2 separate regions of the Mus musculus genome follow, and region 2 is linked to region 1. A link is a loop called in an ENCODE intact Hi-C map of the cell type or tissue named here. Cell type or tissue: left cerebral cortex. All regions are shown on one strand. Links, peaks and the distances in the headings refer to the core of each region. The heading gives the core; the rest is flanking DNA.

The links. Peaks named below come from ENCODE experiments on the same cell type or tissue, not always from the same donor. Only the 100,000 strongest peaks of a DNase experiment are listed, where the experiment ranks them.
Region 2: it touches region 1 in a loop (8-fold over the local background); 11 of 42 quality-filtered maps call a loop at or near these places.

What each region holds. Positions count from the first base shown.
Region 1 is chr9:36,678,850-36,694,123 of GRCm38, forward strand. 1700027I24Rik (RIKEN cDNA 1700027I24 gene) reads right to left here and starts at 14,340. Exons shown (of 4, transcript NR_040741.1): 1 at 14,017-14,340; 2 at 12,280-12,317; 3 at 10,560-10,677. It overlaps Acrv1 (acrosomal vesicle protein 1), which reads left to right and starts at 14,371. Exons shown (of 4, transcript NM_007391.3): 1 at 14,371-14,511. The coding sequence starts at 14,463. In left cerebral cortex, for the core only: a CTCF peak has its summit at 8,708 (motif pointing left); DNase peaks (open chromatin) are centred at 6,849, 7,219, 7,609 and 8,672.
Region 2 is chr9:35,584,696-35,599,969 of GRCm38, forward strand. It overlaps the pseudogene Gm10105. Among named protein-coding and RNA genes, the nearest start is that of Pate4, 20 kb to the right of the region's middle. In left cerebral cortex, for the core only: CTCF peaks have their summits at 7,605 (motif pointing left) and 8,397 (motif pointing right); a DNase peak (open chromatin) is centred at 8,404.

The DNA of each region.
Region 1 (15,274 bases), core at 4,034-9,033:
TTTACCAACCCTATTTCTGATAGAGGGGTATTATCCAAAATATAAAAAGAACTCAAGAAGTTAGGTTCTAGAGAACCAAATAATCCTATTAAAAAATGGAGTACAGAGGTAAACAGAGAATTCTCAACCAAGGAATCTCAAATGGCTGAGAAGCACTTAAAGAAATGTTCGACATCCTTAGTCATCAGTGAAATGCAAATAAAAATGACCCTGAGATTCCACCTCACGCCAATCAGAATGGCTAAGATCAAAAATGCAGGTGACAGCAGATGTTAGCAAAGATGTGGTAAAAGGGGAGCACTCCTCCATTGCTGGTGGGTTTGCAAGCTGGTAAAACCACTTTGGAAATCAATCTGGTGGTTCCTGAGAAATTGGAAATAGTTCTATCTGAAGACCCAGCTATACCATTACTGGGCATATGCCCAAAACAACGTTCCAACATATAACAAGGACACATGCTCCACTGTGTTCATAGCAGCCCTATTTATAATAGCCAGAAGCTGGAAACAACCCAGATGTCCCTCAACAGAAGAATGGATACAAAAAATGTGGTTCATTTACACAATGTAGTACTACTCGGTGATTAATAACAATGACTTCATGAAATTTGCAGTCAAATGGATGGAATTAGAAAATATCATCCTGAGTTCTAGAACAGAAAGGGTACACAGAGCAACCCTGTCTAGAAAAGAAAAAAAAATCAAACAAAAAAATAAAAGAATTTAGGCAAAATACTTGTTAAGTGACTATATACTTCTACAAAGGCAAACTGGTAAGTCTAAAAAGAGATGGCTCAGTGATTAAGAGCACTCTTCCATGACTAGGAGCACTGATGACTCTTCAAGAGGACCAGGGTTCAATTCCTTGCTCACACACGGCTACTAATAACTGTTGTCCCAGGAGATCCAATGCCCTCTTCTGGTCTCCCTGAGTACCAGGAATGCACATGATGCATACAATTATATGCAGACCAAACACTTATATACATAAAATATTTATTTTAAAAAAGATAAACAAATGACCCAAAACAAAACTGTAAAAAAATAATAATAATTTCAAACTTTACCTTGTTTTGGATGCTTCATAAACCCTAATGAGAAGCAAATGACTGTTTTAAACAAAAACTATTTCAGAGTGACTAGTACAATGACTTAAATCTCTAACAAAAAATTAATTTGAACTGATTTTTAAAGAGGCTATTAATATTTTAACATGGATTTATAAACTTAACTATTTAAGAAACTAGATAAATGGTGTGTGGGTGTGTGTGTGTGTGTGTGTGTGTGTGTGTGTGTGTGTGTGTGTGTGTGTTTTAACATGGATTTATAAACTGTTAACTATTTAAGAAACTAGATAAATGGTGTGTGTGTGTGTGTGTGTGTGTGTGTGTGTGTGTGTGTGTGTGTGTGTGTGTGTTTAGCTACTACCTGCTAGGTTTTCGTTTAAAATTATATTCTAAACCAGGCAGTGGTAGCACATGCCTTAATCCCAGCACTTGGAAGGCAGAGACAGGTGGATTTCTGAGTTCAAGGCCAGCCTGGTCTATACAGTGAATTCCAGTACAACCAAGGCTATACAGAGAAACCCTGTTTCAAAAAACTATTTTTTTCTACTGTTATAATAATAACAATAAACCATCAAATAAAGAAGATATAAAGATTGTTCCATAATGGAAATCGATAAAAATATTAGATAAAAGTGTGCTATAGAAAGATGGTGGGGGAAAATAGATAGGGTTATAATTAAGTTGGTTGTAATATAAAGGTTACTAAATTTTTTCAAGTCAAGATTCAATATCCTAGGATGAAATTAATGCTTGATTCTCTGTTTACAATGTTATCTTAAGTGTCGATCTGTTCTTAGTAAGAGGACAGAGTTAGCCAGAGTCAAGCTGACTTCTTGACAGGCTGCAAACTGGCAGTATGGAAGATCAGGCATAAGTTTTTGTTTCCCAGGACTGGAAAAGTCCCAGTCAATTCCCGGAAAAAACCACCCCTGACAGCAGCCAATCAGGAAGCAGCCAATCCGGAGCTGTAGAAGCTGCCCCACCACCTAACCTGAGCCAAATAAAGCTATTCAGCAAAAGTCCCCAACCAATTAACCAATCACTAAAGCACCTATACCCCTATACCCCTGGAGATTGAGCTGTCCAATCAAGGGAAAGAAAGGTAAAATTCGCCCACTCCTACCAGGCATTAGTTGACCAGAATAACTGCTCTTTGTTGTTGCATACTAGCGTCATCCTTTGCATATCGTGGACCCTTACTTACATTAGTAAAAATGGGACACTTAAACCCTATGATTAGATTTCATTTTATGTTTTCCCATTAGAGTAAGTCTTTGCCTGTTGCATAGTCATTGTCTTACCCACAGAAAAAAATTATATTTATGGAATTATTCCTATTTGGAACGCTCCTACTAAATTGTATGGTAATTGTGAACAAATATTTAAATGTTCATAAATTCGGCCTATTATTAAGAAATAACACTAATAAACTGTCAAAATCAATTAAAACTTTAACTTTCTCCTATGATTTAACCCTTTTGGAAGGCATCCAGTGTATCTTCATAAAGTAAGTACTTGACATTTTAGTTTTTAAAAACTTTGTAGGTAAAAGTGTTGGGAGCCATGCCAACCCAAGGCTTTCTCAGAGTCCCTAATAAAAGGACAAAGAGAACATGTGTTTTGTGTCCTTGCCCAGAAGCAGGCTTGACAAGGTCTGTTCTGGGGTTAGGGCCAAGTCCTCAGAGGAGTTAAGGTTTTAATTTCTGAGAATCCAACTTTCCCTTCTTATCCGTCCTAAGGCAGCCATGTCTGAGGTATACTGTGCTCTTTTTGCCAATTAATTTATTTGATTTAGCTCTCTGCCAGGGCTGGCCCATCCCCTCTCCTGCAAACAGTATATAAGATGTACTTCTTGATAAACTTGCTTGGCATAAAACATAGCTTGCTCGAGACCAGATGATATCAAACTTTCCTATATTGTTTACCTTCTGATGCCCTGGTCTTTTCCTCATGGGCACACCACCAAAATATGCCCTGCTGGGAGAGGTCATGAAAACTACATACAGCCATCTTCGTAAAAGAAAAATCATGGGGCCTGCAAGAGGGCTCAGAAGGTAAATGCACCAAGCCTAAGAGCCCTAGTTTAATGCCCAAGATCCACAGGGTGTGAACATGGAGGAAACTGACTCCTGTAAGTCCTTCTCTGATCTCCACATGCATAAATAAAATGCAGTACTTTTTTTTTAAAAAAGGGAAAATTCATATTATTACTAGGGACTTTTAGCTATGATTCAAAATTAGTTACAGTCTTCTCAAATGATCAAGAAAACTAGATGCTTTCATTGAAGCATCATGGTTTTGGTTTGTTTGTTTGTTTGTTTGTTTGTTTCATTTTTTAAAATTCCAAGACTCCATTCTTACTGGTGGAAAACAACTTCTAACCCACTGCTGGACTACAAAATTCGAGGCGATGAACTTTCTCACATCAAACATATACATATACACATACACATACACATACACATACACATACACATACACATACACATACACATACACACACACACACACACACACACACACACATACACACACACACACACACACACACACACACACACACACACACACACATACACATACACATACATATACATCTATGCAGACTGCAGAAGTGACGGATGATCCTCATCTGCAGATCCACTAATGTAAGCATCCCAAGAGCTGAACATTTTTCTTATATTTTATGTTTTTAAAGTCCTTTAATAGTTAAGTTTAAAACTGTTTATGATAGTTAATATTTTACTTGCTATATTCATAATTAAATGTTAATCATAGTTTTAATGAAGTTCTGAATGAAGGTACTGTATCCTTTCATTTAATTGTTTTTTATTATGACTGATTGCTTACCCAGAACTTCTACCTTACTCAAGACTAATTTTCATGTTTAAAAGATTCAACTATTTTCACTGTCTTATATATATATAAAGTTTGGGGCTGGAGAGATGGCTCAGTGGTTAAGAACACTGACTGCTCTTCCGAAGGTCCTGAGTTCAAATCCCAGCAACCATCTGTAATGAGATATGATGCCCTCTTCTGGTATCTGAAGACAGCTACAGTATACTTAGATATAATAGTAAATAAATAAATCTTTGGGCCAGAGCCAGCGGGGCCAGGGCAAGCAGGGCCTACCAGAGAGAACAGAGGTCCTGAATTTAAAATTCCCAGCAACCACATGATGGCTCACAACCATCAGTACAGCTACAGTGTATTCATATACATAAAATAAATCAATAAATCTTTTTTTAGTTTCTTTTTATTTAGCATAATTTGTATTTTTTTAAATCTAGTTTTTTTTTAATTGACAAATCTTATTTTAAATCTTATTTTTAAATCCTCTATTTTGGGCATATCTATATTTTAAATGAAATTTTGAACAGTTTTTCTTTCAGGGATGGTCCTGAAGGCTATGTGGCAGCAAGCAGTTGGCCAGGAGAGCACTGTCTCTTCCCCTGTTCCTGTTCTGAATGTATTTGTTTTTAAGATTTATTTATTTTATTTATATGAGTTCACTGTAGCTATCTTCAGACACATCAGAAGAGGGCATCAGATCCCATTACAGACGGTTGTGAGCCACCATGTGGTTGCTGGGAATTGAACTCAGGACCTCTAGAAGAGCAAGCAGCCAGTGCTCTTAACCACTGAGCCATCTCTCCAGTCCCCTCATGTAGTTTTTAAAACATTTATTTTGTGTGTGTGTATTTTGCCTGAATGTGTGCAGTGCTCATGGAGGCCAAAAGAGGGTGTTAAAACCCTGAAACTGGAATTATAAAGGGTTGTGAGCCACCATGTGAATGCTGAGAACTCAATTCAGTTCCCTTTCCAGAGCCACAAATACCCTTAATCATAAAGGCATTTCTTCAGTCCCTTGTATGTATTCTTATAAGAAAATTTTGATAGCACATGGTAGACTAGACCATGAATACCAAATATGTCTTCATGCAGTGAGTATATGCATGATTGCTTTCTATCTTGAATGTTTATAGTCAATAAACCTCTACCTTTATATACTCATACACATACAAACATACATACACCACACATAGATACACACACACGGTATATATATATTTCTTAATATCTCTAGAATCTCCTGCAAGATGGGCCTTTGGGTATATCTGAGAGGAGATTATCTTGATTACATTAACTAATACAGGAAGAAACAAACCAATTGTAAGAGGGACCATGTCCTGAGGAGGAGACAAGATGGCAAAAACGAGTACTGGCATTCATTCAGTGCTCTCTACTGCCTGACTATGGGTGTGATGCAACAAGTCACATCAAGCACTGCTACCTTGAATTCCTCAACATTGTGGACTGGAACTGTAAGACAGAATAAAGCTGTCTCCCTTGAGTTCCTTTTTATTTTATTTTAATTTTATGTGTACACCTGCATGTAAGTTTGTGCACTACATGCATGTAGTCCCCATGGAGGCCATAAGAAGGCATTAGCTCCCCCTGAAACTGGAGTTACATATGACTAAAACAGTTAGTGATCAGGTGTTAAATTCAAACTTGGGTCCTCTGCAAGTAGAGCAAATGTTCTTAACCATTGAGCCATCCCTCCAGCCCCCTTAGGCTCCTTTTGTCAGAATGTTGCATCACAGCAATGGTGGAGGGAGAACCTAAGACAATAACCTTTATTTCTTTTCACTAATTTGTCTTCAAGTCCACTTTTTTACAGCTAATCCTGCTTGCTTTCAGATTTCAGCTACTTGATGTGTCATTTCCCATCCTTGCCTTTCATGTCAAGAGGTCAGTTTCTTGCAGACAATTTTTATTGATATTTTGAGGCCATTTTTAATTTAGGGTTATTACAGAGATGTATTTGCTGATTCTGTAATTCTGTAATTCTTTTCCCTTTTTGATTTTTGTATTTTTCTTTCTATATTCATCTTAAGAGTTTGCTGATTTAATGAGTTGAACATTTTAGATTACACTTGATTTTTATTTATCTACTCATATAATGCATTCTTCCTGGGTTTGCGGTTGTCTTCCTCCTTCCCGTGTAGGATTCCTTTAAGTATCTCCTTTAATGCTGGTGTCGTAGTCATGAAATGCTATAGATACTACTATCATGGAAGTTCTCTAATTCTCCAATTTTAAGTAATAGCTTTGCTGGACATAGTGACCTTGGTTGGCAGTTATTTACTCTCAGGGAGTTAAATCAGTTAACTCAGTTCAATCGCTATGGATGTGAATCCAAGTCGCACAAATCCTAATTCCTGGATCTCTTGGGTGGAAGCTCACTAAGCCATTGGAAAGTTAAAGGCCGTTAGGGTTTAGGAACAAAATAATGTTAACATAACAAAAAAAAAAAAAAAAAACCTTACAAAGTGAAAACAGAAAATGAATTTATAAAGAAGCATCCAAGTTTTTGCTAGGTAGGTATAAGCTTTCCTTTCCTGGGCTTTGTAAACAAAGACTAACTCATCTTCAGCCTATCTGACTCTTCTGTAACAACCCATCCTTTCACACAGAGACATTCTGATTTGACAGTGCTAACATTTAGATGGTTTAGAAACATATAAATTGTTACACTTTGTTTGTGAAGAGAAGATAAACACATGTGCAGGTCAGAGGGCAACTTTGGGACTAGTCCCCCCCATCAAGAGTCCCAGGGCTCAAAATGCAAGGAGTAAAGTGTGGCAGTATGTGCTTTTTACCCACTGAGCTATCTAACCAGCCCAAAAGCCAGGCTTTTGCCAGGGTCAACCTGACTGCTGTGGCATAGATCTACAGATGAGATCATGCGGGGATAGATGCTTTAAACATTTCTATGGAAGCTCCCTGATGCTCCAGGGTGACTCCTGCATGTGAGAGAATGTGAGACGTGGGTACACCAGTTTTACAAGTTCTCCAGGAAGCCTGTGTCAAAGGCCAGCTTACACGTGACTATTCTCTCTATTCTTCTAATTTATAAGCACCTAATCCTTTAAACACCTTTCTACTGAAAATAGCTAATGAGACAAGTTCCTATGTCCTACACCAGATCCTTACTAAACACTCATTTTAGTCATAAGCTAAACACTTTTTCCTAAAAACATCACTGTACTGTTTAATTAACTTGACGCTTATTGCTAAGCTTCCCACACCTTCCAAGAAAATCTCAGTACAAATGCCAACATTTCCATTTTCTTTCCCACTTTAGGCCCTCAGGAACGCAAGGACTGAAGTCCTATAGATGCATGGACTTGAATTCTTATAGTCTGACTGAAAGCAAAAGCAGATTTCTCCCAGGTTTCTAACTAAGAGTACAGTTCTGCATCTCCATGTTGGCTTTGCAGTCAGTAGCAATCCAGTCAAGCCTGATGACTGGCAGAGCTGTATGGTAGCAGGACACTAACTGTAGTGACAAAGTTTGGAGGGTTGGTTTTTTTTTTTTTGTATTTATTTATATCCCACATGGTGCTCCCCCTCCCAGACCTTCCCTCCCAGAGGTCCTCCCCCCATTCCCTTCTCCTCTGAGAGGGTGGGACACCCTGGGTATCCCCCCACCCTCACATATCAAGTCTCTGCCAGGTTAGGCACATCTTCTCCCTCTGAGGCCAAACAAGGCATCCATGAAGAATGAGCTGCCTGTCTGCTACATGTGTGCCGGGAGGCCTCAGTCTAGCCCATGTATGCTCTTTGGTTGGTGGCTCAGACTCTGAAAGCTCCCAGGGGTACAGGTTTGTTGACTCTGTTGGCCTTCCTGTGAGGTTTGCATCTCCTTCAGGGTCTTCAATCCTTCCCCAACTCTCCTGTAGGTGTCCATGACCACTGTCTAATGTTTGGTTGTGGTTATCTTTATCTGTTTCAGTCAGCTACTGGGTAGAGTTTCTCAGAGGGCAGTTATGCTAGGCTCCTGTCTGGAAGCATACCAGAGTATCTTTAATAATGTCAGGGATTGGTGCTTGCCCATGGAATGGGATTCAATTTGGCCTGGTTATTGGTTGGCCTTTCCTTTGGTTTCTGCTACATCCTGTATTTCTTTTATACAGAACAGATTTGGGGTGGAAAGTTTTGTGGGTGGTTTGGTGTTCTTATCCCTCCACTCGTGGTACTGCCTGGCTACAGGAGGTGGCTTCTTCAGGTTCCATGTCCCCACTGTTAGGAATCTTGACTAAGGTCACCCACATTGACTCCTGGGAGCTTCCCCTATCCCAGGTCTCTGGGACTTCCCAGAGATTCTTTCCTCCCCTCCACACCCCTTACCCACCTCTCCCCAGTCAGCTGCAGGTTTCTATTCATTCTCCTGGCCCTATGAGCCTCTCTCCTGTCCTCCCCTCCACCCCACCTCACCACTGCAAGCTCATCTTGCCTCCCCATTCTCCTACCCACTTCTCTCCCTCCCTCTGCATCCTATGACTATTTTGTTTCCCCTACTAAAAGTGATTCAAGCATCCTTGTTTGGGCCTTCCTTCTTGTTTAACATATTTGGGTCTGTAGGGTGTATGGGTATTCTGTACTTTATGGCTAATATTCACTTATCAGTGAGTACATATCATACATGCATGTACCTTCTGAGTCACTCAGGATATTTTCTAGTTCCATCTATTTGCCTGTAAAATGTTTGTGATCAGTTGTTACACAGCAATAGACAAGCTTGGCTGTGTGGATGTAATTCCCAAGGCTGTACTGCCACCTGCTGACTATGAACAAGAACAAGGAGAAAGATAAAAGAATTTCATATACATGCCTTCAGATATTTAGGCCTCTGACATGTCAGCAACTGCCTATCTTCAGACATGCTAAGAGAGAAAAAAAACAACCTACTTTTTAAACTAAGCATGCTGGTATCCCTCTCAATACACAAAACCATTTGCTCTGAGACTGTTTTTCTGAAAAGATAACTATTCTTGTTAAGGCCTAGGGAAAATATTAAGGCCTAGATAGAGTATTAAGGTCTAGGTAAAACGTTATGGCCTAGGTAAAATGTTAAGGCCTAGGTAACAGGACCTATAATAGCTAACCTGCCAATATAAGGAAACTTTCTTAATGCCAAGATTGATTAAATATACTGTTATGTTCTGTGCCCTTGGAAACCGATCATAAGTCAAACTGTTTTGTATTGTTACCCACAATAAGCTCAGACCAGAACTCAACAGCACTTCCTGCACTTGTGTATAAGCTTTTATGGTATAAGTTGCCTGGGATAGACTTCAAGGTAAGAGAAACATGTATACCAATATAAGAAACTATTTGGCATAAGACTTCCATTTTGAGTAATAGTCAAGTAAAGTTTAAGTTCCTAAGACCTCCCTGGAAACTGACAAGTTTGGCAAGTTAAGACATAAATACACCCCATCCTGGTAGACAAGCTAAGACATGAATATTAGACAAGGCAAGTCCCTTGACACGGTTGAATACCCCCCAACCAATAGGAGAAGGATAAATGTACAACTAAGACAAGTTCCTAAGGAAATCCCCTATCCCTAAATCCTGACTGGTGAAATAACTTGGCACAGGTGTTTGTGGATTTGGGGCTTAAAAACCTTGTAGGATCTTAACTCAGGGTCATGGTTCAGTCTCTGAATCTGGACCATGACCCTGGCTGACCAGACCTGGGGTATATACTCAATAAACTATCCCTATCTGATTGAGATCAGTGTTTATGTGGTTTATGAGGCAATTCCTTGACCTTAACAATTCTCTTCTCTAATTAAACTGACAAAAGAAATTTGGGTTAAATTTTTCCACAAAATTCTCTAAACGCTATTCCTGGCCTACTTCCCCATGTTGCCTTCGAGAAGTGTGATACTATTACTCTCTTCCCGAACTCTTCTGTAACTTTTCAGAGCCTGTGTTTATCTCAGTACTAAGAACAAAGTAATTGAAGATTTTCTCACCTGTTTGTGATACTGATTCTGTAGGTTTCAGATTCTTTTATGTTGGATACTCTTAACTGTGTAGTGATTCTCAGCCCTGTGTTCCCATTGAACACTTGCTCTGAATAACCATTGAGGGTGGGATGGGGCAGCAGCAGGGGTGGGGGACGGTGTCAAACTTCACATTAGACTAACAAGCTCAACAGGCAAATAACTCACTCTGGGTTTAGTCAAATATCAAATTCTACAGGATCTTTCCTCTGGAACTACCCAATTTTCCAAAAGATGTGTTTTGGTAAAGCCAGCTCACTAGTATTCAAGAAGCTGGGAAATGAAGAAAACTGGAAATCTACCAATTCAGTATTAAAATATATACATTCCACCAGATGCTGGTATGGTAGCTTGTACCATTCCTAACCTTATACATAGTGCTCCCTGCACCAGACCCTGCACCTAATGACATACCTCTTTTTTTGGAGTGGGGGGGTGGGGATCAGGTCATTAGCTAGATGCACAAAATGGGAACACCTAAGAGTTATTTGGGTCTGAACTAGATGTGCTGAGAAGTCACTTTCCTATATAATTTTAAGCACTTGTTTTGTTTATAGCAACCCACAAATTCTTATTAGCTACAGGCTACACCTGCTTGTTTTGTCACTAAGATTCAAGCACAGACATTTTACCTTCTACATACTCCATCCATTTGCTCTCACTCTTTTCATGTGTCACACTGTAGAGTTGAGGATCTTGAGATTCGGTGGGTAGAGCAGTTGTTTAGCAAGCTCAAGGCTCTGGGCTTACCTCAAGACCAGAAAAAAAATAGTAATGAATAAATGTAGTTTCACAGCGCTAATAAGTGTATATCCATCTTCCACATAAAGTGTTATTTATGAGTTTCTCCTTCAAGACTATTGTAAGCGTTGGTCTTTCATTTACCACTCAGATCAAATAGTGAGACAAGGTATCAGATCCCTTTCAACCATCAAGGACTCCAGTGTCCTCTGTGTGCAAAACACTCTGACTTATACATAAATAAAATTTAGTTTTACAAACAGTTTTGGCAACAGAAATAAGTTAATAAATAAATAAATATTCTGATAAGGAAAAAGATCTATTGTTTTCAAAGGGAAATGAGAAAGATGGGAACATTGAACATGACAGGTATTAGTGAAAGAGGGGACCTGCAAACTATCATGTGTGAAATGAAGCCAAGAGAGAAAGTCAGTATGGCACTCAGAATTCAGGCTTGAGTATCTTGAGTTTGTGACGGGTCTAATAACCGAGGGAACAGAGTCAGAATATGAATGGTAATTATATATTATAGATGTTGAGTTTAAGATGTTGCATGGTATCCAGAGAACAATGTTCAGCAAGTACCGATATATATGTCTGAACTAAGGAGGGAGGTTTGTGGGCCAGCGCAGTAGAATTTTGAAATTTTCCATTTGGAGGTGGTGATTAACATGGAAGACTTCTCAGGGAACATGAGGAGATAATTATCTGGAAGATACAATGGAGACATATCTTCATGAAAGAGGGAGAGATGCAAATATAGTTAGTGCTACATATTTAGAGAGCAAGTAAGTTGTATCTAGATATGGCTTGGAATATATTCTGGGATAAAGATGGAGACAAGGAAAGAGTAGAAAGCTAAGGCTGAGAAAGAATATGTAAGAATGGACTGAGAAAATCTTGATGTTCCCCCTTGACTATAGCAATGAATGGATGAAATAATACGTTCTCTGGTTTCAGTACTTCCCTACAACCTATGGGAAGCCTTATAATGTCTACAGTCAAGACTTTCAACGGGTTTCTCAACATAACATAAATGGCCACACTAGGGATTGCAGAGCCTGTCTACTACTGTGACTATCATGAATTTTATGATATTACCCAGCTTTGCATTAAGTTTGACAAGAGGCTAAGTAACTCAGATTATCGATTCAAAACTCTGTATGTGAGAAGAGTGACTAATGTTTATCAAGACCAAAAACCAAAATACAAAGAAGCACATGCTATGCCAAAGAGGGTTATGAATAGATATAAGCCAGAAATAAGCAAAAGTTATGAGTAAGAAGTACTAAACAATAAGTACAAGTAATTAAAGTGAGCATAAGTCACTAGATAAACAGAACGTAGGAGGTAGGGGTGGTAGCACATGCATAATCCCAGAGCCTGGAGAGCCAAAGCGGGAGGATCACAAGTTCAAGAACATTATGGGTAAAGTGATATAATGCAGATCCAGCTCAGAAATAGAGGGCGTGGCTAGCAGAAGCAAGATCCTGGATTTGCTCCCCAGCACCACACACACACACACACACACACACACACACACACACACACACACACAAGTAGAGGGAGAAAGAGACGAAATTCCTAGAGCTATTGTATATCTAGACTCACCATTGAGGTCACAGACTATGTTGCAGTCTCCATGAAGCCTGGCCAATGGAATACATGACCACACATAATTTAATCATAACCACACATAATTTAATCAGGATAAGTTCCAGGAGGCATGATATATCTCACCTCTGTATACTTTGTTGTTATCATTCCTAGACTTTTTGGCTTGCTTACTTTGGGCCTCCAATAGTCTCAACCCCTCAGCCTAAATGGCCTTTTAACTCAGTTCTCTAGAGCGAACCTAACATATTCCTATGAGAGTTCCATTAGGCTCAGACCATTTTGAAGCAGCGCACAAAAAGTATAAGGACATGAATGTCTGAACTTTTTTTCACCAATTTAGGGTCTTTAGAAACTAGAACATCAGCTTCTCTGTATGAAATTGGGCCAGTGATAGGAGTCAGAAACTAGAATACCTCTGGATGCCTAAGCCATTCAAATTTTATCACCATGTTTCTTTCCCTTCACATAATATACCTAAAGGCTCAGAGGTTTGATTTCAAAGCACCAGATTTCTGGGTACAGGGAGAAACTGTCCAAAGTGGGGTCTAGGGAAAACCAATCTGAGGGACATTGAAATTGGTGCTATGAAGTCAACCTCAAGAGGCCGCAAGAAAGGGAGAAGCAAAGGAATGTCCTAGAAGATTCTGATAACTGCCAAGGAGGGGTGCTGACAACTTTACACTCGTAGATGGTACCAACAGCACCTTTCTTAGACTAATTTCCACGGTTTCTATTAATAAAAAGAGCCTATTTCCCATGATGGAAATGAGCTATTGATATGTTTCTTCACATATTTCTCTAAAGGAGTCCAGGCTGAAGCTCAAAAATCCTAATTCAGACTTCCAACTCAAGCAAGGTAGGACAGATTAAGCCTTAATGACCATTCAGCTCTTATATAGCTCATTACTTCTGTATAGTTGAAACAAAGACAAATGATAAGATATAGCAAGCCTCCTTGGCTTAACTTAGAAATGGTGTGCAAGTCCAGAATGACCATTTTCTTCAGATGATACAAATCAAACCTAGCCTATCTAGTTCTCAATAGATTCTCTTCTATGAAGCAGAGGAAGATACAGAAAAGTCAAGTCATTCATTCCTTCACTCAGGAAATTTACTATGTACCTATTATGTAGCAAGCATGCTGCCAGGTACTAGGACTACAATGGTGAAAGAGACAGAAAAGGTCCCTACTTTTTAAAGGCTTAAAGTTCAATGGGGGAAAGAATCTTAATTATAACAGAAATAGATACACTTAAGTTTAGGTCCAACATTCAGTGGCACATGGTACAAAAAGTGGGATAGGGAAGAGTCTGAGGTGGTGGCTAGAGGATCTCTGCCACCCTGAGTTGTAGCTTTATGGCAGATAGAGGTCTCACCTCATCTACTCAGCTTGGCTACCTCCTGTCCCTTTATCATCTATTCTGTGTAAACTCTAGTTACCATTGAGCTGCCTGTCTGATTCCTAAAAACCATGCCCTCACAAGTACATATGAAATGACTTTTCTAAAAAAAAAAAAAAAATATGTGGTGTTATAGAAAACTTTAAAAGGAAACTTGGAGCAGTTGGAGTTTAGAAGCTGGAAACCATTATTATCCCTAAGCTGAAGTAGGAAGGAAGAAAAAATATTACTATGGCCTAGTCAAAGTTGGGGTCATGGGAGAAAGGACATAGTGTAAAGACTCAGCCTGTGCCAACTGTAGTACCTTCTGCCCTCCAATCTTAGGACTAACCTCAGTTTGAAGCCAAAACCACTCAGCTAATCTCAGCAAAGATTAGTCTTCCAGAGTGCAAACCAGAGCCATGAAACACTCAGTCAAACAGAAAGTAACCAGGTCACCACACTTCACTGTTGACCCTCTGCAAAGAAGTGCTATCTTTTAAACTTTCACTAAAAGAACATGTGTGTTCTGGTAACATTTTTTGTTTGTTTTTGAAGCTACCCCTAACACACTATTCTACACACAGAAAATGCTCTTCACTAGTGGCATTGCCATGGGTTGCAGGGCCAGCCTGCCTGAACAGGATGTAAGAGGAACAACCCATTGTGAGGACACATAGATTGTTTCTCAAGTTCTAGAATTCCCAGAGGCTCTGATTCAACACTGGGAGCGTTTGCTCAGTTTCTTCTCAGCTCTTGAGTGTGCCACATTAGAGATCTTTATTTACCTAAATCAAAATGAAGGAGTTAATCTTACTGGGTCTTTATCTGCTTGGATCTGCCCAAGGTAAGTCTTCCCTTTAAACAAACACTAGGTCAACATCAGAGGGGGACTTTTCATGTATTTCTGCCCCCTTGATGAAAGACAGGTGTAACTTACCCAAACCAACATGACTTAGAATCAAGAGTTAACTAAGCAAGAACAACTGTGAGAACTCCTATACCAACTGATTTCCCCTGGTTATGGATGTCCTAGTTTAACATTTACCCTTACCCAGAGATTAAAGTTTCCTACTGTTGAGAAAAAAAAATGAGTCCCATCACCAGTGCCAAAAAGAACCTAACCTCAATTTAGGCTGGAATTAATCAGTATTAAAAGCTATCTGTGCTAGGCACTGTGGCACCTGTAACTCCTACAGTCAAGAGGTAGAAGTGGGAGAATGTAATTTTAAGGGACCCAGGATTTCACAGCCAGACCTTGTTGCAGGGGAAGAGGACTATTTGCCTTCTCTTTCCCTATCTCTATTCTTCTTGCCTTTTACCCATAGAGGAGTTGGAGAAAGGGCTGACTTCTGATGACATGAATGAGGGTCCTTTGATTTCTGATTCTGCCTTTGTCAGGTAGGGACATTCATTGCTTTTCATGTGCTTTCCATGCTTAGGTGAGAGGATTCCACGTGTGATTCTTGTGTCTTTAAGTCTTAGCAACAATCTCCAACTTATTTAAACACTTCTGTCTTAAACCTGGTTTTTTGGAGTAGTTAGATGACTTCTCCCAACATCTAAACTATCTTTAAGTGTCTCATCTAGACCTGCCAGGCAGGAGTCGC
Region 2 (15,274 bases), core at 6,180-11,179, 1.1 Mb before region 1:
TATTTCCTGTGTTTTCTTGGATGTAGTTATCCTCCTTGGGTTGAAGTTTTCCTTCTAGTATTTTTGTAGGGATGGATTTGTGGATATATTTTGTTTGAATTTAGACTTGTTTTGAAATGCCCTGTTTTCTCCATCTATGGTGATTGCGAGTTTTTCTGGGAATAGTAGTTTAGGTTGGTGCCTGTGGTTTTTTAGAGGTTGCAAGATATCTGTCCAGGCCCTTCTAGATTTTAGACTCTCTGTTATGAAATTGGGCATATTTCTTATAGGTCTGCCTTTGTATTTTACCTGGCTCTTTTCCCTTGCTGCTTTTAACATTCTTTCTTTGTTCTATAGAATTTGTGTTTGATTATTATGTGGTGGGAGGATTTCCTTTTTTGGTCCAGTCTAATTGTTGTTCTATAAGTTTCTTGTATGTTTATAGGCATCTCTTTCTTTAAGTTGGGAAAGTTTTCTTTTATGATTTTGTTGAGAATATTTTCTGGGCCTTGGAGCTGGGACTCTTCACCTTCTTCCATTCCTAGTATTCTTAGGTTAGGTCTTCTCATAGTATGGCAGATTTCCTGGATATTTTGTGTCAGGAATTTTTTAGAATTAACATTTTCTTTAACTGATGTATCAAATTCTTCTATTGTATCTTCTACATATGAGATTATTTTTTCCATCTCCTTTATTTTGTTGGTGATGCTTGCATCTGTTGTTTCTGTTCTCTTCCCTAGGTCTTCCATCTCCAGGATTTCCTCAGTTTGTGTTTTCTTTATTGCTTCTATTTCTACTTTCAGGTCTTGCATAGTTTTACTTATTTTCTTCACCTGTCTAATTGTATTTTCTGGTATGCCTTTAAGGGATTTATTTGTTTCCTTTTTAAAGACCTCTATCTGTTTGATTGTACTTTTCTGTATTTTTAAAAGGGATTTATTCATTTTCCCTTTAAAGGCCTCTGCCATCTTAATACGGTTGGGTTTAAGATCATCTTCTTGTGTTTTGGTTGTATTAGGATATCCAGGGCTTGCTGTAGTGGGGTAGCTTTGCTTTGGATGTGTTATATAGCCCTGGCTTTTGTTGATTGTGTTTGTTTATGGGCCTTTAGTCATCTGGATGGTTTTTGTCTCTGGATGTTCTTGTTGTAGTAGGTATTTGGGGGGAGGTGAGCCTCGATGGTCCTTGTGTGGCAGGCCTTTGATGGGTATCCTTGGGTTGCATGGTTCTGGGCCTGCAGGTCTGTATGGTCTAGGTGCCTCAGGTCTGATAAAGGTGGGCAGAGAGGTGGTAGGAGAATGGAGGTCCCACTGGGTTAGCAGGGTAGCTTGGCTTGGCTCAGAGGGCTCACAGAACAGGGAAGATGGGTGGGGGAAGGGAAGCTAACCTGTATGGTTTAGTAGTCTCAGGTCTGATTGAAGGTAGGGGGAAAGGTGGCAGGAGAATAGAATAGCAGGCTGCTCAGGGTCTAGTTGTATCTCTTAATGGTACTGAAAAAGTCTTTTGTATTTTTGTATTGTTTTTCAAATTCTAAGTTGACAGTTAATCATCAGTGATGCTATAAAAATGGAAAGTAAGCAGCATTTATAGCTACAGTGTCATCTACTACCAGAGCATAAATGGCAAATTTTGTTTGATAGATTTTTTTTTTTTATCTTCTTCAATTCACCCAGCCAGTGTCTGATGAAACAAACTGCTTTTTATGAATATTACTTATTTTTAACTAGGCACATTGTCTTAATCTGAGTTCTATTCCTGTGAAGAGACACCATAACTAAGGGAACTCTTATAAAGAAAAGCATTAATTTGGGATGACTTATAGTTTCATAGATTTAGTTCATGATTTTCATGTTGGGAAGCATGGCAACATACAGGTCCTGGAGGCAAAGCAAAGAGTTCTACATCTTGATCCACAGGCAGCAAGGAGAAACTGTGTTACTGCCTCCACTTCCTCCAAAAAGGCCATACCTATGCAAATAAGGCCATACCTCCTAGTAGTGTCACTCCCTATGGTCCAAGCAGTCAAAAACATGAGTCTGTGGGGGCCATACCTATTCAACATCATATATACATTATATCTTTTTATGCTGTTCATAAGTTGCTTAATAAACTCACCATCAGTATAATCTTCTTGTTGTTAAAAATGCTACTATGTAATGAGTGTTTATAATCTGAATTGAGTAACCGACTTGGTCTAATTAGAATCTGACTTGTAACTTTTAAAAAGCTTATTGTTGGTGAGAACACAAGTTTACTTTTCTGTCCTGCTACTTTGTCTTCACGACACAGCCTTTGATACGCCAAACCTGTCAACATGTTATTGCATACTGCACATTTTCAAATGACAGTCTTTGAAAGCATGAACAGATTTCCTCCACACTAAGCAGAATGCCTTGTAATCTGCCTCCGAAGATTGCAGTCACTTGCCACTTTTTGTTGAATGATATTTCTTCATCTATAATTTTCCTTTGTATGAGTTCTGTTTTTTTTTACACAAGTATATATATGGAGAATACAAATGAAATGATATGATTTTTAAAATAGAAGTTCACTCAGATAAATGTGCGTTACATAATATAGTTTGCAGTGGAATTTACATTTGGTGGTTTGAAATCATGTTATAGGGCTGTAGATGTGGGTCAGTGGTTAAGAGTACTGCTCTTGAGGAAGAGTACATGGGCTTGGTTCCCACCACCCACCCTGGCCATCTCACAGCCATATTTAATGTCAGTTCTAGGAGATCCGACACCCTTTTCTGGACTCAGGCATATTCATTCACAGGTGCATAAACTCATGTGCACACATATACATAAAATTAAAAACAAATCGTTTTGAAAATGAATTATGTTTAGAAAATGAATCTAAGTCAATTAGAAAATTCATGGTTCACAAAAATCCATGTATTGTTGTAGACATGCTTTTTTTTGGTTACTTTATTGGATTTTTATACCTACTACACTTCCAATCTGTACTCCACTCTAATCCTTTTCAACCCTACAACACTAGGTAGGAGAAAAAGATTAGAGGGGAAAGCAAGTTTAGACCTCTTTAAAGAGACTACTTCCTGCTGATTATTGGCATTGAATTCCTTGGGGCAAGTCTAATCTTTGTAGTCAGGATATCTCCAATTTGTTCTTATCTCTTTGATCATGGCCACTTGACAAACCACAGTGACAGGGACCACCAGCAGCAAAGGGAGCAGCAGCAGAGGAAGCAGCAGCCTCCGCAGAGTGTGCCTGGCCCCTTTTGTGGTTCTGGCATTTACACCCTCTCAAAATTTCCCAGAATTTCAAATGTCACACAATCACAGAAACTATCTGAAGCTGGCAGAACCATATCCCTGCTAGAGCACCAGGCAAATCATAATCACTTGCTGTGAAGCAGCCTCTTATTCCATACCTAGGATATAACTGGGATTTTACTTTATTTTTTAACTGTAACCAGCTTTATTAAAGGTACTTTGCATAAACAATCATGGTTTTTCAGGCAGGACATGGCCAGACAATCAACAATATACAAGAACTTCCAAATTCCCTTTTTGTATAGACTACCAGAATCAGAAAGCCACTATAAAACCCAATGAAGTCTTTCTTCATCCAATGCTTTGAAAAGGGGGAAGTAGCTTAGAGTGAGAGTTGACATTTCACATTAAGGATGTTGTTTAACAACTTTTCAAAAGCTGACCCTGACTTTCAGGAAATGAATGTGGCAGAATTATCAATCTGAAGATCTACAATCTTTTTTTTTTTTTTTTTTTTTGAGACAGGGTTTCTCTGTGTAGCTCTGGCTGTCCTGGAACTCTGTAGTCCAGGCTGGCCTCGAACTCAGAAATTCACCTGTCTCCACCTCCCAAGTGCTGGTATTTAAGCTGTGCACCACCATGCCTGGCTGATCTACAATCTTTTATAAAAGGAACCAGTGCTCTTCTGAGAACACTTGATGAAGTCACTGCAAAGTCCACATCACCCAATAGACTGGAAAACCAATTTTGGAGGCCAGGTTCCAACAGGTCTCTGGTTTTTAGGGAATTAAGTCTATGTTGATAGTACAGGGGGGAAGAGGATATAAAACTGAATTTATAGTTTTTCCAGACCACAAGACATTGTTGTGCCTTGGTGGCCACCTAGGTCAAGACCAGAATATCTCTCCTGGGAGCCAACAGGAGCCTTTCAAAATTATCAGGGAAAGAGTTTTTCTGTCCTCAATCCAGCTTGGGAGAGATTTTGTTACTGACACATGATCCTTCCCCCACCCAGTAATGAAGTGTTCTGTGTGCTAACAATATAGCTTAAAAAAAAAAAACAAGTAAAACAAAATTCTGCATTTTTATAAAACTTGATAAAAAGTAGTATTTCAAACTGTACTGTCACCAGAAGTACACAGTTATCAAAAATGCACACGCGTTACTTGGCATCTCCAGCACCTTCAGCTTTCTGTGCCTGGCTTGTTTTGGCATCTCCATTTTTTGCAGGATTATTTGAATCCTTCCCAGTGTCGGCTTTCTCCTTCCTCCCCTTGGGTACCTTCTCTCCCTTCTTTGTAGGGACCTTTTTAGGTTTGGGCCCTGGCTTTGGAGGAGCAGGTTTAGCAGACAACCTTGAAGATCTTCTCTGTGGCTTGTCCTTCACCTTGATTTTGTCTCCTTTAGCATCCCCTTTAGCCTTTCTTTTGGGCATGGTGGCAGCAGAGGACGTCGGCACTGAACACGGGTATACAGTGGCGTGCGGGTTTGGTCCGTGCCGGGGTTGTCCTTGCTGCTTTTTCACACTGCTCCATAACTGGGATTTTAAAGAAACCAAAATTCTCACTAACATTATGTTAACTGAGTAAGAACATCATCATACATTTCCTAAAGGCACAGAACAAAATTTACATGCTTAACATTCAGTGAGCCAAAAATTTGTACTGAATCTACTGATAGTATGGATTTACTGATACTTTGATTAGTGGGATGTATTTGAAGTAACTGAATATATTTCTCAATGAACTGATATTTTATCTTATAACCAAAATCTTTTGGTTTTACAATGTATGTAGTAAATATATATATTTATATATATTTAAAGTAAGTAAAGGACCCTTCTAACTCATCACTTACATATGATGGTTACATACCTGTTAATTTGAAGAAAAATAAGAATCCTATTTTGTGTATGCTCCATTCTATTTCCAGAGGAACTTGACTGATACAGCTTGTCCACAGACAGGCACTATTTCTTGGAATGTGCTACAGAGAACACTCTGTTTGGGAGGCATATGACCAGCTCAGGCAACAAACCCCTTGTGATGGTTTATATATGCTTGTCCCAGGGAGTGACACTTATTAGAAGGTGTGACCCTGTTGGAGTAGGTGTGGCTTTGTTGAAATAGGTGTGTCACTGTGGGCGTGGGCTTTAAGACCCTCCTCCTAGCTGTATGGAAGTCAGTGTTCTCCTAGCAGCCTTCAGATGAAGATGTAGAACTCTCAGCTCTTCCTGAACCATGCCTACCTGGATGCTATTATGTTCCTACCTTGCTGATAATGGACTGAACCTCTAAGAGTTGTCTTGGTCATGGTGTCTGTTCAAAAGCGGTAAAACCCTAAGACATCCCTCTTTGTCCTCTAGCCTTCCTGAAAGAGGATATGGGTTATGCATGAAGCAGAACAGTTTAAAGAGAGACCATTAATACCCTATGAGACATGACAAAGGGATTGTGTCTTTTTTTAAATTGGTATTTATTTCTTTTACATTTCCAATGCTGTCCCAAAAGTCCCCCACACGCTTCCCCACCCACTCCCCCACCCACCCACTCCTACTTCTTGGCCCTGTCATTCCCCTGTACTGAGGCATATAAAGTTTGCACGACCAATGGGCCTCTCTTTCTACCAATGGCCGACTAGGCCATCTTCTGATTCATATGCAGCTAGAGACACTAGCTCTGCGAGTGGGGGGGTGTTCTGGTTAGTCCATATTGTTGTTCCACCTATAGGGTTGCAGATCCTTGGGTACTTTCTCTAGCTCCTCCATTGGCGGGGGGGGGGGCTGTGATCCATCCAATAGCTGACTGTGAGCAACCACTTCTGTGTTTGCTAGACCCCAGCATAGTCTCACAAGAGACAGCTATATCTGGGTCCTTTCAGCAAAATCTTGCTTGTGTATGCAATGGTGTCAGCGGTTGGAAGCTGATTATGGGATGAATCCCCGGATATGGCAGTCTCTAGATGGTCCATCCTTTCGTCTCAGCTCCAAACTTTGTCTCTGAAACTCCTTCCATGGGTGTTTTGTTCCCAATTCTAAGAAGGGGTAAAGTGTCTACACTTTGGTCTTCGTTCTTCTTAAGTTTCATGCGTTTAGCAAATTGTATCTTATATCTTGGGTATTCTAAGTTTCTGGGCTAATATCCACTTATCAGTGAGTACATATTGTGTGAGTTCCTTTGTGATTGGGTTATCTCACTCAGGATGATGCCCTCCAGGTCCATCCATTTGCCTAGGAATTTCATAAATTCATTTTTTAATAGCTGAGTAGTACTCCATTGTGTAAATGTACCACATTTTCTGTATCCCAGTTCTTCACAAACTATTCCACAAAATAGAAACAGAAGGTACTCTACTCAACTCATTCTATGAAGCCACAATTACTCTGATACCTAAACCACAAAAAGACCCAACAAAGATAGAGAACTTCAGACCAATTTCCCTTATGAATATTGATGCAAAAATCCTCAATAAAGTTCTTGCTAACCGAATCCAAGAACACATCAAAACAATCATCCATCCTGACCAAGTAGGTTTCATCCCAGGGATGCAGGGATGGTTCAATATACGGAAATCCATCAACATAATCCAGTATATAAACAAACTCAAAGACAAAAACCACATGATCATCTCGTTAGATGTGGAGAAAGCATTTGACAAAATCCAACACCCATTCATGATAAAAGTCTTGGAAAGATCAGGAATTCAAGGCCCATACCTAAACATGATAAAAGCAATCTACAGCAAACAGTAGCCAACATCAAAGTAAATGGTGAGAAGCTGGAAGCAATCCCACTAAAATCAGGAACTAGACAAGGCTGCCCACTTTCTCCCTATCTATTCAACATTGTACTTGAAGTCCTAGCCAGAGCAATTCGACAACAAAAGGAGATCAAGGAGATACAAATTGGAAAGGAAGAAGTCAAAATATCACTTTTTGCAGATGATATGATAGTATATATAAGTGACCCTAAAAATTCCTCCAGGGATTGTGTCTTCTTAAGGACATAAAAGCAAGTTAGATTTCTTAGTAAATGGAATGTAGTGGTAGACAAAAAGGGGTCACAACACCACACATCCTTGAGTGCCATCGAGGTTCAGATAACTTCTTTAGGCCGCTGATTTCAAACAAAGTGGGGGGGGGGTAGGGAATACAGTATTTAATTTGTGTGAAAAGCCTGTAGTGAGTATTATTTCTAGTGAATATGGGGACCTTGACAAACATGGCAGAATAATAAGGAGATCTTGACGAACATCAGCGTCATAAGAACCATGATGTCCAGTGTCATGAGCCAGTCATCTGCACAGTAAATCCGTGCAAGGGGGCAGAGAATAGAGAAGTTCAAAACTTGTCTCTTTAAAACAACACTAATTCTCTTTTCTCACTGTCTAAAAGGCTCCCCCCTTGTGGCTACAGAGGAAAATATTCTTAGCATAGCCTAACTCAGGAGGTGGTAGGGGAAAAGCCATTTCTCCGATACCCTAACTCACACTGGCTGCCCGAGTGGTTCTGGTTTTCAGAGTAAAACCTGTTTTGGCCGTTTGCACATAACCTTTACCTCTCTCTGTAGATTGTGTACGCTTGTCTCTACTTACAAACATCTTGTCTCTATTTCCCTACTGAGTCTTGGATGTCACAATCAGCCGTCAAAAGGTATCAGAACAGGGCTGAGGGGTGCAGCAAAGTGCTTAGTGTTAGAAAAGGTGCCTAACTTGTGACAGGCCCTTGGTATGACCCCATGGCTGATAGAGAGGAATGGGGAGGGAGGGAGGGAGAGAGGGAGGGAGAGAGGGAGACAGAGAGAGAGAGACAGACAGAGAGAGACAGAGAGACAGAGAGAGATAGATAGAGACAGAGACAGACACGGGGGAGGGCAAGAGAGAGGGAGGAGGAGAGAGAGAGGTTAATTAGATTATTACTTTCATCTCTAGCACAATGTTCAGCAAGGCAGCCTCCAGGTCTAGGAGATGTGTCTTCTTTTTAAGTATTTTAAGGATATTTGTTGTTACATTAAAGGTCCACCCAGTTAACCACCTCTGCAAAAACACTGTCCCCTACCCCCAAATAAACTACCTTTTTGCAAGATACAGTAACAAATTTATCTCAACTCACTCTACCATATCCTCTCCTGTTTTTGAAGTTTCTGCCAGGAAGACTTGTAGTGAGCAGAGTCTCCAGGAGATGGCTCTGTGCGTCTGCACAGTAAGAGGATGAAAAACCAGGGAGACTAACAATGAAGGTTCTGTAAACTTGGTGGCTCAAGACGATTTTATGTTAATGATTTATTATTTTCAAACCCAGCAATGACTGTGTTTCTTCATAGTGTATCATTTCACACTGTCTCCCTTCCTTGTGATTCCATTGTAACCACCCAGGAGATCTCCCCTCCAAGGCAGCTGAGTAGCAATTTTAATCCTATGTGCAGTGGTAACTCTGCCTTTGCTACCCATCAGGAAACATCCACAGGTAGTTGTTTTATGCCTTCGTTCCTTCTCTGTGATTATCTCTCTAGAAATCTAACAGGTTTACAAATCTTAAAAATTCCCCAAATCCAGCTTTATTGATTTAGCTATAATTTGCTACCTCGTTTAAAATTAATTTATCATTCTACTTTCTTTTTTTGTACTTCTCTTTCTCTCTGTATACAAGTATGTGCATGCATATATGTACATACATACATACATACATACATACTTACATACATACATATATGCATAAAAAGTACATGGAGTCAGAGTTTGATTCTGGTTTTCCACCTTAGCTTTTGAGACAGGGTCTCTCACTGAATCTCAGGTTCCCTCATTCAGCTGGAATAGCTGGCCAGAGGGCTCCCAGGATCTCGCTGATTCCACTAGAGCCCTGGGGTTACAGACAATGCACCATGATGCTCAGTGCCAGAGAACACCCCAGTTGGGTATGGGGGTCCCTGGACTGAGGGTCCTTGAAACTAGTTAAGGATTCAGCGGTGACAAACAGAAACAAACACAGAGGCAGTTTGAATCTGAGTGTATTTTGCAGCTCTCAAGTAGGGGACTTTATACATTAAAAAACCAAACATTACATCCCTTAGAAACTATAACCAATGAAACAATCACAAATACCAACAAAAATCATTTGGCACAGTAAAGCACAAAAATTATCCAAGCATTACAACTCTGAAACTATGTTTTCAGTGAATCACAAACAGAACGGGTAATATCATCATAATATAACAACTCTAAAAGGATGTATTCAGTGGGGGCTGTTGTCCAAGGCTAGTGGCATTATTTCCAGGAGCAGGTTAATAAATCTTTAACGGTCAGTGCTCTTAACTGCTGAACTAACTCTCTAGCTCCATGGTCAATTACTATTTAACATCTAATGCCTGATTTTTTTTTTTTTTTTTGTAAATCTTCAATATGTAAACTTAAACTACTTTATTTTTTTCTAATTAAGGCTTTCTTTACCATATACCAAAACCCACCTCTGATGACATACATGTAGTCATATGAAATTTTATTGTTGGGAAAATTTTTATCTATCATAAAAGTTTTGTAAATGATTTAAAAAGTAAAGCGTTGGTTTCCCTGGGGATAAGGTCATTTTAGTGACCCCCATCTCTAGGGATGGTTTCTTACACATTATTCTCACTTAAAATCTTGGCCTAGGCTACCAGGAACATGTAAATAAGAAAAGGAATAAGAGAAAACAACACAGATAGATTGCTGTGAGAACTATGGCTCAATATTTTTTCTCTGGCGAAGAGTTCCACAACCGGTTCCAGGAGGCCTCCCCCTTTTGAGGTCAATCGCCTCAGTCTGTGGAACTTGTCACACAGATCCTACTGGAGGTGGTGTGGCAGCTCAGCTTTTACATGGGTTCTAGGGAATTGAACCAAGTTTCTCATGTTTATGAACAGATACATTACCTACAGAGCCATGTCTCCAGCTCTACCTGTATTCTTTGCTAATTTTCCTTTTCTGCTTTTTCCCCCACATTTAATTTGATGATTATTAAAAAAAGACCCAACAATTTAAGGTTGCCTTTTCAGCCTTCCTTTTCTGCTATATACACATTGTAAACATGCTTTAATTTGGCCTCTCACTCATATGTAACTCAGTTTTTTCTTTAACATGTAACTTCAATTTAAAAAAAAAACATTTGTATAGATGTCTTTTGCCTGTGTGTATATCTGTGCACTACATGTGTGCCTGGTGCCCATGGTAGCCAGTAGAGGGTATCAGGTCCCCTCGAACTGGAATTACATATGGATGTGGGTGCTGGGACTCAAACACTGGTGTTCTGCAAGAGCAACAAGTGCTCTTAACTAATGAGCCATCTCACCAGCTCCAGATATTATTAAATAATCTCTTTTGTGGGGCGTGGTAGAAGCCTCAAATGAATGTGTGCTGTTGACATGAGCTGGCCATGTCAAGAACCTTAGCTTCAGACCTATGGGAAAATGGCAAAGCCTCCCCGTAAGACCCCCTTTCGGGGACCCTTACTCTAGTCTCAGGAGAGAGAGCGCACCCAAAGAAACACGTGAATCCTTCTTGCTGTAAACACATGAGGCAGTTTAATGGCGGAGCTCTGGGTCGAAATGTATCTCATGCAGGAGACAGTGGATTCGACCCCAAGGCTCAAAGTTAGGGGTTTTTATGGGGTAAAGGGCTTACAAACAACCAGCCATTTCTGAGTACTTTATATGACTTACAGGTCTTGAAATTTCACCTTTCTTTCATCCCTACCCCAGTGCTTGAATTAGAATGACCCCCATAAGCTCATAGATTTGGATATTTGGTCACCAGGGAGTGTGCACTATTTGAAAGAATTAGGACATGTGACCTGTTGAAGGAAGTATATTACTGGAGTTGGACTTTGAGGTTTCAAAAAGCCCATTTTAGCCCAGAGTCTCTTTCTTCCTGCTCCCTTTGGATCTGCATGTAGAATTCTCAGGTACTTCTCTAGTATCATATCTGCCTGAATTTGACCATGCTTTTCACTGTGATTACAATGGAATCAACTTCTGAAACTCTAAGCAGGCCCCAATTAATAAGAGTTTCTGTGGTCACAGTGTGTGATGAGAATTCTGGAATTTTGGTTTCTTAAAAAAAACACAGAAATATAAGCATATGTTTTCATTTTAGTCCCAGGTGTGGTGATATGGGCTTGCTTCACAGCAGCTGACTATGATTTGCCTTGTGCTCTATCAGAGGCATGGTTTTTGCAGCTGCAGATAGTTTTTGAGATTATGTGACATTTGGAATTCTGGGAACTTTTCAGAGGTTATATAAATGCTAAAGCCCTGATAGGTGGGATCCTTTGGTGGCTATTGGCCATTCAGGGAGGTTGGTTACAGTTCGTTAGTAGTTGTGCTCAAAGAAAAAAGAAGAAAGAAATTATGTTCAAGAATCTCTATCATTCTTTCTCCCCTCTATCCTTCTTTACCTCCTATCTCATGATGGGGGCAAAATTGGGGGGAATAAGGGTGGAATAAAAGAAGAAACCACAAAGTAACTAAGATCAACTACAATGGTGTCTCTTCATAGCAATATATCACTGACTAAGACACCCAAGGTGGGGCTTGGAAGGACAGCAAAGCCTTCCTCTGGTCCATGTGTGGATGTTGACAGTATATACAGAAAATGTCCACTATATCTTTCTTCCCCAGGATGTTTACAGCCTTAAAATTGCTACCCTTCAGAGACCGTTCCTATAAGCTTAGCTAAACCTGTCTCCTTGTTCAGCTGCATTTTTATTTGTTGTGTCTAGTAAGGGCATTGATGTCCCATTATAGAACAACTCACAACTACATTGTTTCTGTCTCTTTCTGTACACACACACACACACACACACACACACACACACACACACACACTTTAAAGACACTTCTATTCTAATAGGCCTCTAATGACTTTTTCTAAGGCCTTTAGTGTTAGTTATTCCCCTAAACTAAGAAGACAGCAATAATGGGCAAGAAGGAAACTGTCCATATGAATAGAAAATGCCCTATATGGACTTATATATTCATGACTAGGTTACCAGGGCAGGTAATTGGGAGTAACTGTATCTTGACTCTTCCTGTCTCTTGATCTGCTTACTGTTCATAGTGAGATAAATAGATCTCGGTTACCATACTATTCATGGTACCATGATGCCGTGTGTTATATTGTCCCCACATCAATGGATTCAAAGGTCTATGGACCAAATCCTCTGAGACTGTGAGTCCAAATAAATCTTGTCACCCTCAAATTTCTTTTTTTTTAAAGATTTATTTATTTATTATATGTAAGTACACTGTAGCTGTCTTCAGACACTCCAGAAGAGGGCTTCAGATCTTGTTACAGATGGTTGTGAGCCACCATGTGGTTGCTGGGATTTGAACTCCGGACCTTTGGAAGAGCAGTTGGGTGCTTTTACCCACTGAGCCATCTCACCAGCCCCCACCCTTAAATTTCTATCATATGTTTTGTCACAGTAACACAGAACCTGGCAGTAGACAAAGAGATTCACTGCAAGTGGGTGTTTAATCAGATATAGAAGACATCCTCAGAGCCTTAGTGATAAAATGGTATAGTAGTTATTTAAAATAAAATTACCTTAAAAAGCTTGAGCTGTTGTCACAGAATATCAGGGCATATGTAATATAGATAGCACACATTTGTTGCTCTCAGTTCTGGAGGATGGATAGTCCAAGATCAAGGGACAGCAAGGTTGCAAACATTCTTATGGTTCACTTTTTTGCAGGTGGTGTTTTCTTGCTGAGTTCTGCCATAGTAGAAAGGACAAAAGTTCCTTCTGGATTCTTCTATAAGACTACCATCCCTGCTCATATAAACCCTACTCTTAGGATATAGTCCCCCCCCTTAACTATTATTATGTTGCTAACTAGGTTTCAACATATGAATTTTGACATATTTAGACCACAGTGCACATAGACAATAGAACAGAACAGTGTGTCTAGAGATACAACACAAAATCCGTACAAATAGTTTCTCATGCATTATTGTTCAACTTAAGATTTTTTTGACTTTATGACGATGTCAGAGGATGATATTTAATAGATATCAAACTTTGAATATTGAATATGTTTTCTCTGGGTGAATGACACAAAGTTTAATACTGTTTTTTTAGTGCTGAGCAGTAGTAGGAATTTGTAGCCTCCAGCTAGCACCACACTCAGAAGATAAATGAGATGTCTTAGTTTGGATTTTACTGTTGTGAAAAGACACCACGACCACAGAAACTATTATAAAGTTAGTTTATAAATTTGATTGGGACTGACTTAGAGTTTCAGAGGGTCAGTCCATTGTCATTATAATGGGAAGCATATCAGTTTACAGGCAGACTGCAGGTGCTGGAGGAGCTGAGAGTTCTCCATCTTGATCTGAAGGACCTCCAAGCCCTCACCCACAGTGACAAACTTCCTCCAACATGGCCACACATACTCCCACAAGGTCACACCTCCTAATGGTGCCACTTCCTATCGGCCAACCATATTTAAACCACTACATAAGCAATGCTGGTCATTAGGCTAGGCATATTATGTTCATTTTTATCTGCATGATGTTTCCAGCTTGGAGTAGTAGGTCTGTTGGGAGTGTTTCCCACCATAACTTGAAGAGTAGTTTATTTTGTATTTGTGCTTGGCTTCTGGTACAAAAACAAACAAACAAACAAACAAACAAAAAACTTCTGTGATCTCCTAAGTGATAAAAATAACAGGAATACCTTCTGTTATGGTATCTGGCCGTTGGTTCTCAATTCTTGAAACATTTCTACATCTTTCACTATTCATAATGGACTTCAGCCACACCCGAGTTTATCCTGGGGAGATGATTTGGAGGTATGACTAGAATCAGGATTGGTCATGGGGAACAAAGCAATATGTGATTGAGATTTAGAACCTTCAGCTTTCTTCCTCAGTTTTCAATCTCTGGGAAGATAGGAGAGGGACTAGAGGTTGAATTCATCATCATCAGTTGATGACTTGACTAAAATCACTGTTGTATTTATGAATCTTCCATTAAAATCCCTAACAAAATAAGTGCTATTTTGGGTGCTACTGAGCTGGTGAGGAGGTATGCATTTGTGTGCTGGAAAAGGGGCTTCCCTCACACTCTGTAGGAACAGAGGCTGACACGGCATATCAGAGTTGAGTTAACTTGCAGGACTCTCTGCCAGTGTCCAGTAGAGATGCAGAGGATTCATTTGTGTGAAGAAACTCATACCTTTGATATCAGAAATTTTGTGAGAGAGATTAGTACGTAGCAGTGAATTTTTTCTTTCTTTTTATTGGATAGTTTATTTATTTACATTTCAAATGTTATCCTCTTTCCCGGTACCCCTCTCCCTGAAAATCCCCAATCTCATCCCCCTCCACCTGCTTCTATGAAGGTGCTCTCTAACCCACCTACCCACTCCTGCCTCCCCGGCCTTGAATTCCCCTACACTGGGACATCTAGCCTTCATAGGATCAAGGGCCTCTTCTCCCATTGATGCCTGACAAGGCCATCTCCTGCTACATATACATCTGGAGCCATGGGTCCCTCCTTGTGTACTCGTTGGTTGGTGGTTTTGACCCTGGGAGCTCTGGTTGGCTGATATTGTTCTTCCTATGCAAACCCCTTCAGCTTCTTCAGTCCTTTCTCTCACTCCTTCATTGGGAACCTCATGATCAGTTCAATGGCTGCCAGCATCTGTATTTGTATATGTTAGGCTCTGGCACAGCCTCTCAGGAGACAGGTATATCAGGCTCCTGTCAGCATGCACTTCTAGGCATCTACAATTGTATCTGCATTTGGTGACTGTATATGGGATGGATCCCCAGGTGGGGCAGTCTCTGGATGGCCTTTCCTTCCATTTCTGTTGTACACTTTGTCTCTGTATTTGCTCCCGTGAGTATTTTTCCCCTTCTAAGAAGGACTGAAGCACCACACTTTGGTCTTCTTTCTTCTTGAGCTTCATGTGGTCTGTGAATTGTATCTTGGGTATTCCAAGCATTTGAGCTAACATCCACTTACAGTGAGTGTATACTGTGTGTGTTCTTTTGTGATCAGGTTACCTCACTCAGAATG